Linked DNA regions of Homo sapiens: region 2 is linked to region 1. A link is an interaction called in ENCODE POLR2A ChIA-PET data of the cell type or tissue named here. Cell type or tissue: OCI-LY7. All regions are shown on one strand. Each heading gives the region's core, and the rest is flanking DNA. Links, peaks and the distances in the headings are about the cores only. Region 1 has its middle 30 kb from the start of MYLK3. Region 2 overlaps ORC6 (origin recognition complex subunit 6).

What was found. ChIA-PET counts read pairs that join two places held together with the same protein. Peaks named below come from ENCODE experiments on the same cell type or tissue, not always from the same donor. Only the 100,000 strongest peaks of a DNase experiment are listed, where the experiment ranks them.
Region 2: POLR2A ChIA-PET joins it to region 1 with 13 read pairs; 12 of 35 experiments call an interaction of 5 or more read pairs at or near these places.

Annotation. Positions count from the first base shown.
Region 1 is chr16:46,773,624-46,783,545 of GRCh38, forward strand. No RefSeq gene overlaps it. Among named protein-coding and RNA genes, the nearest start is that of MYLK3, 30 kb to the left of the region's middle. RefSeq lists enhancers at 4,000-4,515, 4,516-5,031. In OCI-LY7, for the core only: no CTCF peak of the experiment used is centred there; a DNase peak (open chromatin) is centred at 5,198.
Region 2 is chr16:46,695,169-46,704,425 of GRCh38, forward strand. It overlaps ORC6 (origin recognition complex subunit 6), which reads left to right. Exons shown (of 7, transcript NM_014321.4): 5 at 394-506; 6 at 849-917; 7 at 2,290-3,226. The coding sequence ends at 2,417. It overlaps MYLK3 (myosin light chain kinase 3), which reads right to left. Exons shown (of 13, transcript NM_182493.3): 13 at 7,114-9,257. Among named protein-coding and RNA genes, the nearest start is that of ORC6, 10 kb to the left of the region's middle. In OCI-LY7, for the core only: no CTCF peak of the experiment used is centred there; no DNase peak of the experiment used is centred there.

The sequences.
Region 1 (9,922 bases), core at 3,560-7,559:
GTTTTTTTTTTGAGATGGAGCCTCGCTCTGTCTCCCAGGCTGGAGTGCAGTGGCATGATCTCTGCTCACTGCAAGCTCCGCCTCCCGGGTTCACACAATCTCCCACCTCAGCCTCACGAGTAGCTGGGACTACAGGTGCCCACTACCACGCCTGGCTAATTTTGTTTTTGTATTTTTAGTAGAGATGGAGTTTCACCGTGTTAGCCAGGATGGTCTTGGCCAGGATGGTCTTGATCTCCTGACCTCATGATCTGCCCACCTCGGCCTCCCAAAATGCTGGGATTACAGGCGTGAGCCACCGCGCCCAGCCCTTTTTTTTTTTTTTTTTTTTTTTTTTTTTTTTTTATGGAGACAGTCTTGCTCTGTCGCTCAAGCTGGAGGGTGCACTCTTGGCTCACTGCAATCTCTGCCTCCTGGGTTCAAGAAATTCTCCTGCCTCAGCCTCCCACATATCTGGGATTACAGGCGTGTGCCACTACCACCTGGCTAATTTTTGTATTTCTAGTAAAGACAGGGTTTTACCATGTTGGCCAGGCTGGTCAGTTGAATTCCTGACTTCAAGTGATCCACTCGTCTCGGCCTCCCAAAGTTCTGGGATTACAGGTGTGGGCCTCCACTCCCGCCTCCTGGTCAGCCACTCTATAGCTGCATAGAAACAGAAAGGGCAGACTCTGGAAACAGCTCGGATACATGGGAAGCAACTTGAAATCACCATCTGCTTCATCTATTGCAAAGAAAAATCTGTCACATATGGGCAATTATCATGGAAACATGAAGCAATTTTCTATGGAGTACTTTCTAGATATGTTAGATATGAAACATCAGAAAGAATACCAAAACTCCAAAGATCACTTGGAGAGCAGATAGATTTGGGCATTAAGACATAACCCCTCCCAGGCCAAGTGCGGTGGCTCACGCCTGTAATCCCAGCACTTTGAGCGTTCAAGGCAGGTGGATCACTTGAGGTCAGGAGTTTGAGACCAGACTGGCCAACATGGTGAAACCCCATCTCTAATGAAAATACAAAAAACTAAATGGGCATGGTGGTGTGCACCTGTAGTCCCAGCTAATTGAGAGGCTGAGGCAGAAGAATCACTGGAATCTGGCAGGCGGAGGTTGCAGTGAGCCAAGATCGTACCATTGCACTCCAGCCTGAGTGACAGAGCAAGACCCTGTCTCAAAAAAAAACAAAAAACAAAAAAACCACAATCCCCACTGAAACAACCCCATTCAACGGTTGTTCTCAAAAATGGTCAAGTGATTTAAATAGACATTTCTATAAAAAGGACACAGAAATAGCCAATAAGCACATGACAAGCTTCTCAGTATCACTAGTCATTAGGGAAATGTAAGTTAAAACCACAATGAAATACCACTTTACACCCATTAGAATGGCTATTACTTACAAAAATAGAAAATAACAAGTATTGGTGAGGAGGTGGAGAAACTGGGACACTGTGCATCGCTGATGGGAATGCAAAAATGATGCAACCACTATGGAAAACAGTTTGGTGATTTCTCAAAAAGTGAAACATAGGATTACCACATGATCCAGCAGTTCCACTCCTAGGTACATAACCGAAAGAATGGAAAACTGGAACTCAAACAAATACTGGTACACCTATGGTCACAGCAGTATTATTCACAGTAGCTCAGAGGTGGAAACAACCCAAATGTTCAACAGATGAATGGGTAAGCAAAATGTGGAATATATACACGACGGAAAATTATTCAGCCTTATTATTACTCATTCAGAAGGAATGAAATTCTGATACCTGATACAACATGGATGAAGCTTGAAACCATTATGCTAAGTGAAATAAGCCAGATACTGAAAGGCAAATGTTGTTATGATCCCACTTATATGAGGTACCTAGAATAGGCAAATTCATAGAGACGAACAGTAGAATAGAGGTTGCCAGGGGCTGGGGAAGGAGGGAATGAGGAGTTACTGTGTAAGGGGTACAGAGTTTTAGTACGGGATGATGAAAAAGTTCTAGAATTAGATAGTAGTCACTGATACACAGCATTGTGAATGCCCTTAATGTCACTGAAATGGACAGTTAAAAATGATTAAAGCCAGATACGGTGCTTCATGCTTTTAATCGCAGCACTTTGGGAGGCCGAGGCGGGCAGATGGCTTGAGCCCAGGAGTTCGAGACCAGCCTGGACAATACAGAAAAGCCCTGTCTGTACAAAAAACACAAAAATTAGCCAGGTGGGGTGGCAAGTGCCTGTTGTCCCAGCTACTTGGGAGGTTGAGGAAGGAGAATTGCCTGAGCCCAGGAAGTTGAGGCTGCAGTGAGCTGTGATCGTGCCACTGCACTCCAGCCTGGGTGACGGAGCAAAATCAGCTCCTGTAATGTGCCCACCACCAAGCCCAGCTAATTTTTTGTATTTTTAGTAGAGACAGCGTTTCCCCATGTTGGCCAAGTCTCCAGCTCCTGACCTCAAGTGATCCGCCCACCTTGGCCTCCCAAAGTGCTGGGATTACAGGCGGCATGAGCCACCGTGCCTGGCCAGAAGTGACTTTTTTAATTGACAAAAAAGAAAGAGGCCAGGTGCTGTGGCTCACGCCTGTAATCCCTGTCTTGGAAAAAAAAAAAAAAAAAAAGAAAAGAAAAAATGGTAAATGTTGTTATATAGATTTTACCACAACTAAAAAAAATGTAACTCCACCTCAACCCACATTCTAAAGTTCTTGGGCCATATATAATGCATAAAAATGTTTGATAAGTACATCTGGGAAACAGCTCAGCCTAGGAATGTGATACCATAATAGATAATAAATAATAAAAGGATCTGAAGTAGATTTCTCTTACTGGTAAGGTCAGAAGTGACTTTTTTTTTTTTTTTGGAGACAGAGTCTCATTCTGTCACCCAGGCTGGAATGCAGTGGCCTGATCTCGGCTCACAGCAACTTCCACCTCCTGGGTTCAAGCGATTCTCATGCCTCAGCCTCCTGAGTAGCTGGGATTACAGGCGCCCACCACCACACCCAGCTAATTTTTTGTGTTTTTAGTAGAGACAGGGTTTCCCTGTGTTGGCCAAGTCTCCAGCTCCTGACCTCAAGTGATCCGCCCACCTCGGCCTCCCAAAGTGCTGGGATTACAGGCGGCATGAGCCACCGTGCCTGGCCAGAAGTGCCTTTTTTAATTGACAAGAAAGAGGCCAGGTGCAGTGGCTCACGCCTGTAATCCCAACACTTTGGGAGGCTGAGGTGGGTGGATCACTTGAGGCCAGGAGTTTGAGACCAGCCTGGCCAACATGGTGAAACCCCATCTCTACTAAAAATACAAAAATTAGCCGGGTATGTTTGCGCACACCTGTAATCCCAGCTACTCAGGAGACTGAGGCACGAGAACCACTTGAATCCGGGAGGTGGAGATTGCAGTGAGCCGAGATCGGGCCACTGCACTCCAGCCTGGGTGATGAAGCAAGACTGTCAAAAAAAAAAAAAAAAAAAAAAAAAGAAAGAGAAGAAGGAAAGGGAAAAGGAAGGAAAGGAAAGGAAAGGCAAAGCAAAGCCAGAGCTTTTTGAGAGCTATGTTGTTAATAAATACACAGTGAATGAAGATTAGTACGGAGATCAAAGTGAAGGCATGGGCTTTACCATGCAGCAGGAAAATTAGTTAGAATCTCAAGAGTTTTTTTATTAACAGCAACTCATTAAAATCAATATGTAGCCTACTTGCACATTTTAAAACCTTACAGTAAATATAAATATGAGCTAAATAATAAAGGTGGGGTACTCCTACATTCAGCCAAGATAAAGCAGGACTAGATTTACCCTCCTAAGGTAACAACCAAGGATCTGGACAGGATATAGGAAAGATCACTGCTCAAGACACTGGACATGGGTGATGCGGACAGTGAGGCATGAGAAGTGACGAGAAAATGAGGTGAACCCTCTGATGGCCCCAGCATCCAGATAACTAGAGAAAAAGTAGATGTTAAGCAGAGACATGGAACACATTTTTACTTTTAAATTTTTTATTTATTTTTATTTTTTTGAGATACAGTCTCATTCTGTCGCCCAGTCTGGAGTGTGGTGGTGCAATCTCGGCTCACTGCAACCTCCACCTCCCAGGTTCAAGCAATTTTCCTGCCTCAGTCTCCCAAGTGGCTGGGACTACAGGCCTGCACCGCTAAAGGTAGTGGCTGCTGTAATCACGCAGGCTGCAGCAGGGGCTACACACTCCATGGAGCCTGAGGGAGCCCCGCCCCTGCTAAGTTGGAGCCAGGAGCTCCCCGGGTGCAACTGCAGCCAGCCAAACCCCAGCTGCAGACCCAGACGTCCTGACCTACGGAGCAGGCCAGGAGCCCTGCCCTCCCAAACTACAGCTGTGGATCCGAGCCTACCTGTGCTCTTGTGGGGGCGGGGTGTGGGGGGAGCGCAGGAACAGGCAAGATCTACCCTCCCAGGTGCAGCGGACCTGTGGCTGCAGACCTGGGCCTCCCACTCTACAGAGGAGGCAGGAGCTGGGGGACAAGCGTGAGCCTTCCGAGTTGGCGGGATGGGAGCTCCAGGGTGCAGCTGTGGCTGCCCTCCCAGGTGCAGGACCGGACATCTCTGCAGCCTGCACCCTCCAAGGCCCCAGGAAGGACCCTCCGCCCATCTCTGCAGGCTCAGAGGTTTCCGCTCCCACTGCCTGGCCTCTCTTGGCTCCTGGCGCCTGCTCTCATCTCAGAGTGGGGTTGGGGCCCAGCCCCAGGGCCATGAATGGCAGCAGGAGACAGACAGAGTCCTGGGCAGAAGAGGCAGGTCCCCAGGAAGTCCCCATCTTCAACCAGGGAGGGCCAGAAGGCTGGGGACTGGGCTGCCAGTCCAATGGACTGGAGTGGGGACTTTTGCTGCCTTTTCCTGCTGGCCTATGGCGGCCCATGACACCCATGGACCAATGGGCACACACTTCCTCCCCTCTGAGGTCCATAAAGGCCCTGGGCTCAGCCAGAGCAGGGCAGCAGACAGCCAGAGGATGAAGGGGGCAGAGAGACAACAGGATGATCAGCTGCAGAGAGGAGTACCCTGTCTGCTGAGAGCTGGAGAGGATGGGACAACCACCTGCAGAGAGGAGCTACCCTCTCTGCTGAGAGCTTTAGTGACTACCTGACCGCACAGAAGAGGCACCCTTTCCAGGGCCTCCTCTCCACTGAGAACTGCAGATATCTGGGACAACCAGTTGCACAGAGGAGCTACCCTCTCCAGGGCCTCCTCTCTGCTGAGAACTGAACACTTGGTGGATGACCTGCCTATAGAGAGGAGCTACCCCCTGCAGGTCTCCTCTGAGCTACTGTAACACTTAATAAAGCTCATTTTCATTTGCTGAGTTGTTGTAATACTTGATAAAGCTCATCTTCATGTTCACCCTTCACTTTGCTGAACGCTGGACAAGAACTCAGACAATTGGTCACCCTTCACTTGTCTGCTCTTCCTGGACACAGACAGGACAAGAACTCAGGCAAAGGTGCCATGGCCTGCAGAGGTTTCTGGGAAGAAAACTGACATCCCAAAGATCCCGGCCATGCTTTAGTAGATGTTGACCAGGCTGTTCTCAAACTCCTGCCCTCAGGTGATCTGCCTACCTCTGCCTCCCAAAGTGCTAGATTACAGGTGTGAGCCGCCCACTGGGCCTGCCTGGAAAACATTTGTTGAAGTCCGAAGTTGAAATTCTAGAGATGAAACCTAAAACATTTTAGATGAAAAATACACTGGATGGGACTAAAGGCAGGTTAAACACTACAAAGGACAAAGATTAGTGAAGATTAAGACACAGTCATAACAATAGAACTATCCAAAAAAAAAGAGGAAAAAAAAGAGCAGTAAGCTGTAGGACTTTAAGTGGCCTAATATATGTGTAATTGGAATGTCCAAAGGAGAGGGGAGAAAATAATGGCCACGTCATTTCCAAATTTGATGAAAACTATAAACCCAGCCAGGTGCGTTGGCTCACATCTGTAATCCTAGCACTCTGGGAGGCTGAGGCTGGAGGATCACTTGAGCCCAGGAGTTTAAGACAAGCCTGAGCAACATAGTGAAACCTCATCTCTACAAAAAATTTAAAAAATTAGCTAGGCCTGGTGGCATGAACTTGTAGTCCCAGCTACTTGGGAGCCTGAAGCAGGAGAATCGCTTGAGCCCAGGAAGCAGCATGCAGTGAGCCAAGATCGCACCACTGCACTCCAGTCTGGACAACAGAGCCAGACCCTATAAAAACAAAGAAAATAAAATGAAAGAAGAAAGAAAGGAGAGAGAGACAGAGAGACAGAGAGAGAGAGAGCCAACTATAAATCCACAGATAAAAAGAAGAAGCTCAATGAACCTCAAGCACAAGAAACATCACTCTGTCATCAGGCCTCAGTTAAATGTCATCTTCCCAGAGAGACCTTCCCTTACCAGAAAACCCTAAGAATCATTATATCATTAACTTGTCTTTAAAGTGGTTTCCTTTTTTATTGCGTATCCTTACCCCCACCCTAAAGTAAGCTCCGCAAGGACAGGGACCTTGTCTGCATCCTCACCACCGAGTTCCCAGGGCCTAGCAGAACACCTGACATTTAGCAGGTGCTCAATACGTACTTCATGAATGAAGAGTAAATGACCTCTTCCATTCGTAAGCTTTAGGAATCAATTCCTATTTCAAAATCCCTCTCAAATGATCAAAAACCATTCTTTTTGCAGTCCCAACCTTTCCTTCTGCTCCCAGACTAATATAATGTTATCATTCAACAATATTGGCCAGCCGCAGTGGCTCAAGCCTGTAATCCCAGCACTTTGGGAGGCCAAGATGGGTGGATCATCTGAGGTCAAGGGGTTTGAGACTACCCTGACCAACATGGTGAAAACCTGTCTCTACTAAAAATACAAAAATTAACCGGGTGCGGAGGTGCACACCTATAGTCCCAGCTACTCTGGAGGCTGAGGCAGAAGAATCACTTGAACCCAGGAGGCAAAGGTTGCAGTGAGCTGAGATTGTGTTACTGCACTCCAGCCTGGGCAACAGAGTGAGTGTCCGTCTCAAAAAAAAAAACACAAAAACAAAACCCCAAAAAAGGCCAATATGGTGTTTATTAGCACTAATTCTATCTATCATCTATCTATCTATCTGAGTCAGGGCCACTTTTTAAAAATTTGACATAATTGTACATATTTAAGAGATACATAGTGATATTCTGATAATACAGTGTAGAGTGATCAAATCAGGGTAACTGGCATATCCATCATTTCAACCAGTTATCGTTTCTTCGTGTTGGGGACATTCAATATCCTCTTTCTAACTATTTGAAACTATATATTAGCCTGGGCAATATTATGAGACTCTGTCTCTACAAACTACTTTTAAAAAATTTAGCCAGTCATGGTGGCACCCACCTGTAGTCCCAGCTACTCGGGAGGCTAAGGTGGGAGGATTGCCTGAGCCCAAGAGTTTTAGGCTGCAGTGAGCCAGGATCACTCCACTGCACTCCAGCCTGGCCAATACAGTAAGACCCTGTCTCAAAAAAAAAAAAAAAAAAGAAAGAAACTATGTATTATTAACTATAGTCATCCTACGGTGCTATGGAACACTAGAATTTATTCCTTCTCTCTAGCGGCAATTTGTAACACTAATTCTTTTTGACTAATAGTAAAGTCACTTCATTTCCTGAGGAATGACCTATTAAAAAACTATCCTTCCTCTCCAGACTGACTCCAGGTAAGGTTCCAGCAACCCCACTGCCTGGCGTGCCATCCAGCTCTACCAATCGTGTATTCCTAGCACTCCAATAGACCATCATTTTCATCGATACAGCAGTTTACTAAACAACTGCTCTGGTAAACAGTTTATGCTTTATATACATTGTCTAATCTATGAGGAGTTTACAGAGGAGCAAACTGAGATCTAGGAAGGTGAAGTGACATACCGAGTCACATCATTAGTAAGTGGCAAAGCCAGAATATAAATCCAAGTCGGTCTGTTTGACTCCAAAATATTGTTCTTTATGCCACACTAAGAAGAAATTTAAAGTGTTATGAAATTGTAGCTAAGAATCAAACAGCATACATCTCTCTAGGAGGGTCATAAACTTTTAATCATCTTTTCTGTCTGATAAAATGAAAAAAACCAAATTCTTAATATGTATGTTTGACAACTCAGTCACAGAGCCTCTGCTATTGCCTGAAATAAGAATCAACAACAAATCATTGCCTCAGCCAAAATATTTTCTCTTAAAGCTAGAAACATTTTAAAATCTGAAGTCTTGGGACACAAAAATTATTTTACATAAATTCATGTATCAAAGACATGTAATTGAATCAAGAAAAATAAAGTCTCTATATTCTAGGGATTGGCTGAAGCAAAACATATTTCATTGACTTTAAGATGCGCTTTTTAAAATGTTGTTGTTGTTGTTGTTGTTGTTTTGGAGATGGAGTCTCGTTCTGTCACCTAGGCTGGAGTGCAGTGGTGTGATCTCGGCTCACTGCAAGCTCCATCTCTCGGGTTCACGCCATTCTCCTGCCTCAGCCTCCCAAGTAGCTGGGACTACAGGCGCCCGCCACGACCCCTGGCTAATTTTTTGTATTTTTAGTAGAGACGGGGTTTCACCGTGTTAGCCAGGATGGTCTCAATCTCCTGACCTCGTGATCCGCCTGCCTTGGCCTCCCAAAGTGCTAGGATTACAGGCGTGAGCCACCACGGCTGACCCTTTTTTTATTTTTTATCTTAGGTAAAGACAGGGTTTCACCATGTTGCCCAGGCTGGTCTTGAACTCCTGAGCTCAGGAGATCCACCCACCTCAGGCTCCTAAAGGGCTGGGATTACAGGCGTGAACCACCATGTCTGGCCAAGATGCACTTTCTTCCCCCACTTTTTAACATCTCTGAAATTCACGTGCATCATACAATCAATGGTATCTGACACCATCAGCCAGGTAGCAGTTGTGGTATGGTTATCATTGTCTGCACATGAGTGAACTTGGCCACAGCTGTTCATCATCATTAATTCTATGTCTAAATAAGTCTAAAATAAATTTTTTTTTTTTTTTTTTTTTTTTTTAGAGACAGAGTCTTTCTCTGTCACCCAGGCTGGAGTGCAGTGGTGTGATCACAGCTCACTGCAATGTCAAACTTGTGGGCTGAATCCTCCTGCCTCAGTTTCTTAAGTAGCTGGGTCTATAGGTGTGCATCTTGCCTGGTTAATTTTTTTTTTTTTTTTTTTGTAGAGAGGCTGTCTCCCTATGTGGCCCAGGCTGGTTTCAAACTTCTTGTCACAAGCAATCCTCCTACCTTGGCCTCCCAAGGTGCTGGGATTACAGGCATGAGCCACCATGCCCAGCCTAAAATAATTTTTAAGTACAAAATTAAAATGTTAAAGGTTAATTGGCTTCCTTATATGTGTTACATGACACAAAAGTGTATTTGACAGCTGACGGTGTCTTAGATCGAATGAGGTTCAATATTTTGTTCAGAAAGACTTTTTTTTTTTTTTTTGAGACAGAGTCTCGCTGTGTCGCTCAGGCTGGAATGCAATGGCATGATCTCAGCTCACTGCAACCTCTGCCTCCTGGGTTCAAGCAATTCTCCTGCCTCAGCCTCCTGGGTAACTAGCATTACAGGCGCCCACCACCACGCCCAGCTAATTTTTTTGTATTTTTAGTAGAGACGGAGTTTCACTGTGTTGGCCAGGCTGGTCTCAAACTCCTGACCTCATGATCCACCCACCTAGGCCTCCCAAAGTGCTGGGATTACAAGCGTGAGTCACCGTGCCCAGCCGCAATAAATTTCTTAATGGTTATCTCCTACTGGTCCTCTTTCCTTGGTTGAACCCTGACTGACAATGCTTTACCCTCAACAGATAAAAGCAAAAAGGAAACCCTATAGTAAGATTAGGGCATAAAACATTACAATATTTCAAATGGCCATTTTGGGGGGCATCCTGGAGGT
Region 2 (9,257 bases), core at 1-4,000, 82 kb before region 1:
GAAAGTTTATTTTCAGGGTGGGGTGGGGTTGTTACATTCCTGTAATATAAATATCCTGTGAGTTAAAATGAGTGGAACAAAAAAGTCCTATGATTGTCATTCATTAAATTAATCTGAGATTTACTAAAGAGTTCTAAAAGTCATGAAGCACTACAGCAAATGTCTTTTATGTGCCCCTTTTGTTATAAAATAGATCCCATGTGCATTTTAACTCTCAGTCCAATAAACAACTAAACAACTTAGCATAGATAATAACATGTTTGGAATGAAGGAAAAAAACTAGACAGAGGCTCTGGAAGCATGGTCAAAAAGAAAATAAGTTGATTATCTGGTTGCCCAGAGAAGAAAACTGTACAGGTCTTGAGAAAAGCAACTTATGAAATTGTTTTGTAGGATTCTAAAGCTGAAAGTGGATAAAAACAAAATGGTAGCCACATCCGGTGTAAAAAAAGCTATATTTGATCGACTGTGTAAACAACTAGAGAAGATTGGACAGCAGGTCGACAGTAAGTATTCTGTAGTTCAAGAATGCGTCATTTGAAAATGTAGTCCTTTTGCTTGTAAAAGTCAAATATTTTCAAATATGTAAACTGGCTGCTTCCTAAATTCCGTATTACATGTGGACCAGGTATGTTTTTATTGATGTTTCTAACCTATGATTCCATGAATCTATGCCTGGAAAATGATTCTCAAGTCTGACAAGAGGCCCAAAAGAGAGGTCTAAGATCATTTCTCTTCTCCTCATATTTGATCAGTTAAGATGTCTAATTTTATTTGTGATCCAAAACATGCCCAAATACTGAAATTGAGAACAGGAGAAAAATTAACCTTGATAACACTTCTTAAAGGAGAACCTGGAGATGTAGCTACTCCACCACGGAAGAGAAAGAAGATAGTGGTTGAAGCCCCAGCAAAGGGTAAGTTTTACTAACACGGTACTGACGTTGACATTTTATGCAGTGAACAGCCCAGTGCTGCTCTAGCAGCTTGCCTGACAGGAGTCCAGTTTTAAGTACATTCTGACTGTGAATCATTTGATAAGACCAGTTTTCCAAGCAATCAGTAATGGAAGTAACATCGTTATTGGGTAATTAAGAATATGGCTGGTCTGGCACAGTGGCTTATTCCTGTAATCCCAGCACTTTGGGAGGCTGAGGCGGGAGGATTGCTTGAGCCCATGAGTGCGAGACCAGCCTGGGCAGCTACAGCTAGGTATTTGTCTTAAACCTGGGCATGGTCTGATGGGAAGTCCCTAGTTGTATAACAAGTCAGCTGGTTGGCTGTTTGTGATTGGCTGGGGATTATTTTTGTCTTTCGGAGGTTCTTTTCCCCCGACAAAAGAAATGTTTCCAAGTTAGGTTCCAGTTTGCTTATAAGAGCTTTAGCTACAAAGACAATCTCAGGCAAATGGCTGCATTATTGTTTTAATACCACCTACTGGCTATGTGATTTTTTGGTTTTTTTGTTTGTTTGTTTGATTTTGGTTTTTTGGTTTCTCTTTTTCTGAGACATGGCCTGGTTCTCTCACCCATGCTAGAGTGCAGTGGCACGGTCTCGGCTCACTGCAGCCTCCGCCTCCTGAGCTCAAACCATCCTCCCACCTCAGCCTCCCGAGTAGCTGGGACTACAGGCATGTGCTACCACACCTGGCTAATTTTTGTATTTTTGATAGAGATGGGACCTCACTATGTTACCCAGGCTGGTCTTGAACTCCTGGGCTCAAGTGACCCGCCCCCTTCACCTCCCAAAGTGCTGGGATTACAGGCATGAGCCACTATGCCCAACCACTGGCTATGGGATTCTAAGAAAGTATAATTTCTGTGAGCCTCAATTTCCTGACCTATAAAATGTGATTAATATTATCACCTATTACGGAGTGTAGTAGGGGTTAAATGAAATAATGCTATTTAAAGTACTTGGTTCAGTGCCTATCAAGCACCAGTTAAGTGCTTGATAGACGTTAGCTATTATTAGATGTCTTGGAATGCTTGGAGTGTAAGGGAGGGAAAAAAGTGATAGCTAAGCTAGGTGTGATAGTGTGAGCCTATAGTCCCAGCCACGGTCCCAGCTACTCAAGAGGTGGAGGTGGGAGGATCATTTGAACCTAGGAATTTGAGTGCAGCCTGAGCAACATTACAAGACCCCATCTCAAAAAAAAGTGATAACTGCTGTTTCTCCATGTCATTTCAGTATCTTTTCTATTTTAGACAATTTAAACAAGTTTACCTTTTTTTAAATTTCATTTCTAAGCTAAGAATTTTGAAATTGCTTTTGATAATTTTCTGTCAGAAATGGAGAAGGTAGAGGAGATGCCACATAAACCACAGAAAGATGAAGATCTGACACAGGATTATGAAGAATGGAAAAGAAAAATTTTGGAAAATGCTGCCAGTGCTCAAAAGGCTACAGCAGAGTGATTTCAGCTTCCAAACTGGTATACATTCCAAACTGATAGTACATTGCCATCTCCAGGAAGACTTGACGGCTTTGGGATTTTGTTTAAACTTTTATAATAAGGATCCTAAGACTGTTGCCTTTAAATAGCAAAGCAGCCTACCTGGAGGCTAAGTCTGGGCAGTGGGCTGGCCCCTGGTGTGAGCATTAGACCAGCCACAGTGCCTGATTGGTATAGCCTTATGTGCTTTCCTACAAAATGGAATTGGAGGCCGGGCGCAGTGGCTCACGCCTGTAATCCCAGCACTTTGGGAGGCCAAGGTGGGTGGATCACCTGAGGTCAGGAGCTCGAGACCAGCCTGGCCAACATGGTGAAACCCCATCTCTACTAAAAATACAAAAATTAGCCAGGTGTGATGGTGCATGCCTGTAATCCCAGCTCCTCAGTAGGCTGAGACAGGAGCATCACTTGAACGTGGGAGGCAGAGGTTGCAGTGAGCCGAGATTGCACCACCGCACTCCAGCCTGGGTGACAGAGCGAGACTTATCTCATAAATAAATAGATAGATACTCCAGCCTGGGTGACAGAGCGAGACTTATAGATAGATAGATAGATAGATGGATAGATAGATAGATAGATAGATAGATAGATAAACGGAATTGGAGCCATTTTGCTTTAAGTGAATGGCAGTCCCTTGTCTTATTCAGAATATAAAATTCAGTCTGAATGGCATCTTACAGATTTTACTTCAATTTTTGTGTACGGTATTTTTTATTTGACTAAATCAATATATTGTACAGCCTAAGTTAATAAATGTTATTTATATATGCATTCAAGTTGTACTTGTCATCAGTTTGGGGGAATCCTTATGCTAAAAGCTATGTCTTCTCTACAGGAAAAAGCCCAGGTTCCTGTCCACTGAGCCACACTGCCCACCAGACCACAAACTCAAATCAGACTTTAAAACCCTGCTCAGCCACTTATCACCTGTGAAACCTTTAGCAAATTAATTAACTTTTTTATGCCTCATCTATAAAGTAGGAGTAGAAATGGTACCACCTCGTAGATAATATGGAGGAGTTTCTGAGCCAATACATATAAAGCATTTAGGACAGTACCTGCTATGAGTAAGTATTTAGAAAATATTAGAAGAGAGAAAGAATCTCACATATGGAGGTCTCATAATGAATTAAACATTACCACCTTTTTATAAAATCAAGCTTTTTTTTTAGTATCTACATATTGAAAAGTGTAAACTTAGTAAATACTACTTATTTTAAGACTATGGAAAAGGACCTTTTCTTGGATGGTAAGAAGTTGCTAAAGGCATCATGCCAGACATGATTTTAACTAAAATTAAGAATATATGATATAATTAAATATTTCCATGATAAAAGGATTGCATCCAAATGTTTAAAATCTACTTAGAATGACATCAGTAATAATAATGGTTGCCTTTTATCTGCTACAGGTAATGAATAATACCTGCTACATAGATCTAGAATGACTAAAGGTGATGTCTCTTTTTTCCCCCTACCTTTTTAGTTTTAGAACTTTAGCAGACTAAGGCTAAAGAAATACCACAATCAAATGGTCCCAACATAAGCATGTCTGGCAAGGCCTGTGGTATTGGGGAATGAACATGAGCTTTGGAGCCACACACACTTGGGTTTAAATTCTGGCTCTGCCACTTCTCCCCTAACAAAAGCCCAAAATCTTACTGAGCCTAAGTTTTCCTATTTATAAAATAGAAAAGATGGGCACAGTGGTGTGCACCTACAGTCACAGCTATTCAGGAGCCAAGGCAGGAGGATCACTTGAGCCAAAGAGTTTAAGTCTGTAGTATGCTATGATCACACCTGTGAATAGCCATTGTACTCCAGCCTGGGCAATACAGGGAGACCCCATCTCTTAAAAAAATAATAATAACAGTAGCTAAAATAGAAATACCTGCCTTGTGAGGTTTAAAGGTACTATTGTATTTGTGAAGTGCACGGCATTTAGAAGGCATTCATTAAATAGCTCTTGTTATGGCTTTGATCCAAAATTGATAAATCTTCCTCATTTATTAAGAAGGTATGTAATTTGAGACCCAGCACAATGGCTCAGGCCTGTAGTCCTAGCACTTTGGGAGGCTGAGGCAGGCAGATTGCCTGAGCTCAGGAGTTCGAGACCAGCCTGGGCAATATGGCAAAACCCTGTCTCTACTAAAAATACAAAAAATTAGCCAGGCATGATGGCAGGCGCCTGTAGTCCTAGCTACGCAGGAGGCTGAGGCACGAGAATTGCTGGAACCCAGAAGGTGGAGGTTGCCGTGAGCCGAGATCATGCCACAGCACTCCAGCCTGGGCGACAGACGAGACTATCTCAAAAAAATAGAAGCTATGTAATTTGTTATTTGGTGCCAAGATACAGATTTCTAGCTTTGAGTCAAAAGCAATGTACTTATCACCCTGTAAAGTTAAGCACATTCACCTACTTTAAAATTGTAGTAAAATATATGTAACAAAATACGCTATCTTAATCTTTTTAAAGTGTTTATGGTTAAGTATTATGTAGTCACTTTGTTTTGCAACCAATCTCCAGAATTTTTTCATCTTGCAAAACTGACTTAACCATTAAACAACTCCCCATTCCTCCCCACATCCCCTGACAACCACCATTGTACTCACTCTCTCTGAATTTGACTAAGGATTCATATAAGTGGAATCACAGTATTTGTGACTGGCTTTTTTCACTTAGTATAATGTTCTCAAGATTGTCCATGTTGTAACGTGTCAGAAGTTACTTTTTAAAGCTGAATATTCAGTTGTATATACCACATTTTGTTCATCCATCAGTGTGACACGGGTTGAGTAATGCTGCTATGAACATGTGTGTACAAATACCTCTTGAGGACCCTGCTTTCAATTCTTTTGGGTATACACCCAGAAATGGGATTGCTAGATCATATGGTAATTCTATTGATTGACTGATTGAGATGGAGTCTCACTCTGTCGCCCAGGCTGGAGTGCAGTGGCGTGATCTCAGCCCACTGCAAACTCTGCCTCCCAGGTTCAAGCAGTTCTCCTGCCTCAGCCTCCCAAGTAGATGGGATTACAGGTGCCCACCACCACGCCTGGCTAATTTTTGTAGTTTACTTAGTAGAGACAGGGTTTTGCCATGTTGGCCAGGCTGGTCTCAAACTCACCTCAGGTGATCCACCCTCCTCAGCCTTCCAAAGTGTTGGGATTACAGGCGTGAGCCACCACACCCAGCCTCTACTTTTAAATTTTTGAGGAACTGCCATAGAGGGTATACCATATTACATTCCACCCACAGTTCATAAGGATTCCAATTTCTCTACATCTTTGCCAACACTAGTTATTTTCTAGTTTTTTTTTTTTTAATAGTAGCCATCCTAATGGATGTGAGGTGTTAATGTCATTATGGTTTTAATTTGCTTTTCCCTAATGATGAGGGGAAAGATGTTGGGCATCTCTTCATGGACTTGAATAGACATTTTTTAAAGAAAATATACAAACAGCGAATATGCCCCTTTTTGAATCAGGTTGTTTGGTTTTTGTTGTTGAGTTGTAGGAGCTCTTTATATATTCTAGATATTCACCCTTATCAGATATGATAGGTAAATATTTTCTCCCATTCCTTAGGTTGCCTTTTCACTCTGTTGATTATGGCCTTTGATGCACAGAAGCTTTTAATTTTGATATAGTCCAATTTATGTTTACTTCTGTGGTCTGTACTCTTGCTATCATATCCAAGAAATCATTGCCAAATCCAATGTCATGAAGCTTTTCCCTTGTTTTCTTCTAAGAGTTAAATGGTTTAAGCTCTTACATTTAGGTCTTTAATCCATTTTGAGTTAATCAGGCACATTCACTTTTAAATTACCCTGTTAAGATGTGATTCTGATAAATCTAAAATTTCTGAGCCTTGTTTAAATAGCATATGAGAATAAATATAAGTAGTATTGTCTGTTTTTTCTTTATGCCATGAAAGCAAGTAATGGTAATTATTTTTATTATTTGCAATATAATATGTACTTAGTTATTTTTTAAATTAGTTGGGGAGTGGAGGAATTACCTTAAAGCAGTCTTGTCCAAATGCCCTCCTAGGAAGCCTTTCTACAGTTTTCTAACACAATTACAATCCCAGTGATGAATGCCGTGATGGTTAATACTGAGTGTCAACTTGATTGGATTGAAGGATACAAAGTTTGATCCTGGGTGTGTTTGTGAGGGTGCTGCCAAAAGAGATTAACATATGAGTCTGGGCTGGGAAATATCCACCCTTATTCTGGTGGACACAATCTAATCAGCTGCCAGCAAATATAAAGCAGGCAGTAAAATGTGAAAAGGAGACACTGGCCTAGCCTCCCAGCCTACATCTTTGTCCTGTGCTGGATGCTTCCTGCCTTCGAACGTCGGACTTCAGGTTCTTCAGTTTTGGAACTCGGACTCGCTCTCCTTGCTCTTCAGCTTGCAGACAGCCTATTGTGGGACCTTGTGATCATGTAAGTTAATACTTAATAAACTCCCCTTTATATACATATATATACACATATTACATATATATACATATTACCTATATACATATTACATATATCTATATATATCCTATTCTGTCCATCTAGAGAACCCTGACTAATACAGATGCTTACTAGTTAGTGAATTCGTGTGTTTCAGTACTGTTATTATAAACACTTCTTGGAAGCTCACTTCTTTAACCGTTCTTCATGGTTTATTTAACTGATTAAAAAGTTTTTTTGTCATGAATGTTTTCAAATACATACAACAGTAAAGAGGACAGTATAATGAAACCCATACACATCACCTAGACCCAAGTTATTAGATGTTGCCATACTTGCTTAACTATACCTTCCTTTTTCTCTGAAGTCATCTAACCACATTGCCAATATCACACCTCACAAAATTAATAGTAACTATCATCAAATGTGAAATTCATAATCTAAATGTCTCAAAAATATCTTTTTATTGCTTGCTCAAATCAGGGTCAACACAAGGTTCACACTTGACATTGAGTTGTGAATTTTTAATTATAAATGTAATACATGCGGGCCAGGCGCAGTGGCTCACACCTGTAATCCCAGCACTTTGGGAGGCCGAGGTGGGCAGATCACGAGGTCAAGAGATCGAGACCATCCTGGCCAGCATGGTGAAAGCCCATCTCTACTAAAAACACAAAAATTAGCTGGGCGTGGTGGCGCATGCCTGTAGTCCCAGCTACTTGGGAGGCTGAGGCAGGAGAAATCACTTGAACTCGGGAGGTGGATGTTGCAGTAAGCCAAGATTGCGCCACTGCACTCCAGCCTGGCAACAGAGTGAGACTCCATCTTGGAAAGAAAAAAAAAAAAAGGAATACATGCTCATTGTAAAAAAAAAAAAAAAAAAGATTCAAAAGGTTCAGAAAGATAAATGAAAAGTGGAATTCCCCCTCTCCCAATCACCCACTTTTCACACTCCACTGTTAAGTTTCTTGCATATCCTACGGTTTTTTAATGCACATATAAGCATATGTCTCTTCACAAATGGGATGATACCATATATACATTCTATAATTTAAGAAAAAATGGCTTTCAGTATATCTAGATCTATCTATAACAGCTGTGAGGTATTCCACTACATGGATGTGGCAAAATTCATTTAACTAAAACCAAACTAATAGGCATGTGTTGGTTGTTTTTACTGGGCCATTAGCAACAGTGCTATAGTAAACATCATTTTGAATAAATCTCTATACAATTGTTCAAGTACGGAGGGATAAATTTCTAGAAATAAAATTTCTGGATGAAAGAAAGCATGGGAATGACTTTTATTTGGATACATATCCATCAAAAGTGGGAGAATGCCATTTTCCCCACAGCCTCACCAATTCTTCACCAATCTGACAGGTGGAAAAAGTGTGCCCCAACTACCTTTTAGAGTTTCTCTGCCCAGCAGTTTCCAGTGACTGTACATGCAAATGGAAAAGTCCCATTAGAAATAGTTGACCCAACACAGTTGCAATCAAGTATTTGAGCTAAGTACACACCAGCAAATTACTAAAAATATCCAGAAAAACTCAAGCTTCATAAAACCTCAAATTTCAAAAAAAGGATGCTAAAATCCACATAGGTCACTTGTGTTGGCCTGGCCTAAACAGACCCCTCAAAGGAACTTTGGAGGGAAATTGTTTCTCTAGGTAAGGAATAACAGCATAAAGGGAAAAAAATTAAAATTGTTAGATACAGGATTCTCTCTAGATCTGCCCTGTCCAATATAGATGCCACTAACCACGTGTGGCTATTAAACACTTAAAATGTGGCTAGTGCAACTGCAGAACTGAATTTCTAATTTTATTTAATTTTAATACATGTAAAAGTGGATACTTCAGTTATTGGAAAACAGTGAGTTATGTTTCAAACAACTTGAGTATGTAAATACATTTTCCACAGTAAGTTTTAAGAAATCTAAATACAGATTAAGTACGTCTGATGAAAACCTAGCATCTGAATTGACAGGTTTTTTTTTGTTTTGTTTGTTTGTTTGTTTTTTGTCAGGGGTGGGGACAAAGTTTTGCTCTGCCACCCAGGCTGGAGTGCAGTGGTGTGATCTCAGCTCACTGCAACCCCTGCCTCCTGTTTAAGTGATTCTTGTGCCTTAGCCTCCCAAGTAGCTGGGATTACAGGTATGCGCCACCACGCCCAGCTAATTTTTATATTTTTAGAGATGGGGTTTTACCATGTTGGCCAGCAATCTGCCCACCTTGGCCTCCCAAAGTGCTGGGATTACAGATGTGAGCCACCATGCCTAGCCTTGACATGTGTTTTTAAGTGTAAAATATACCAGATTTTTGAGACTTA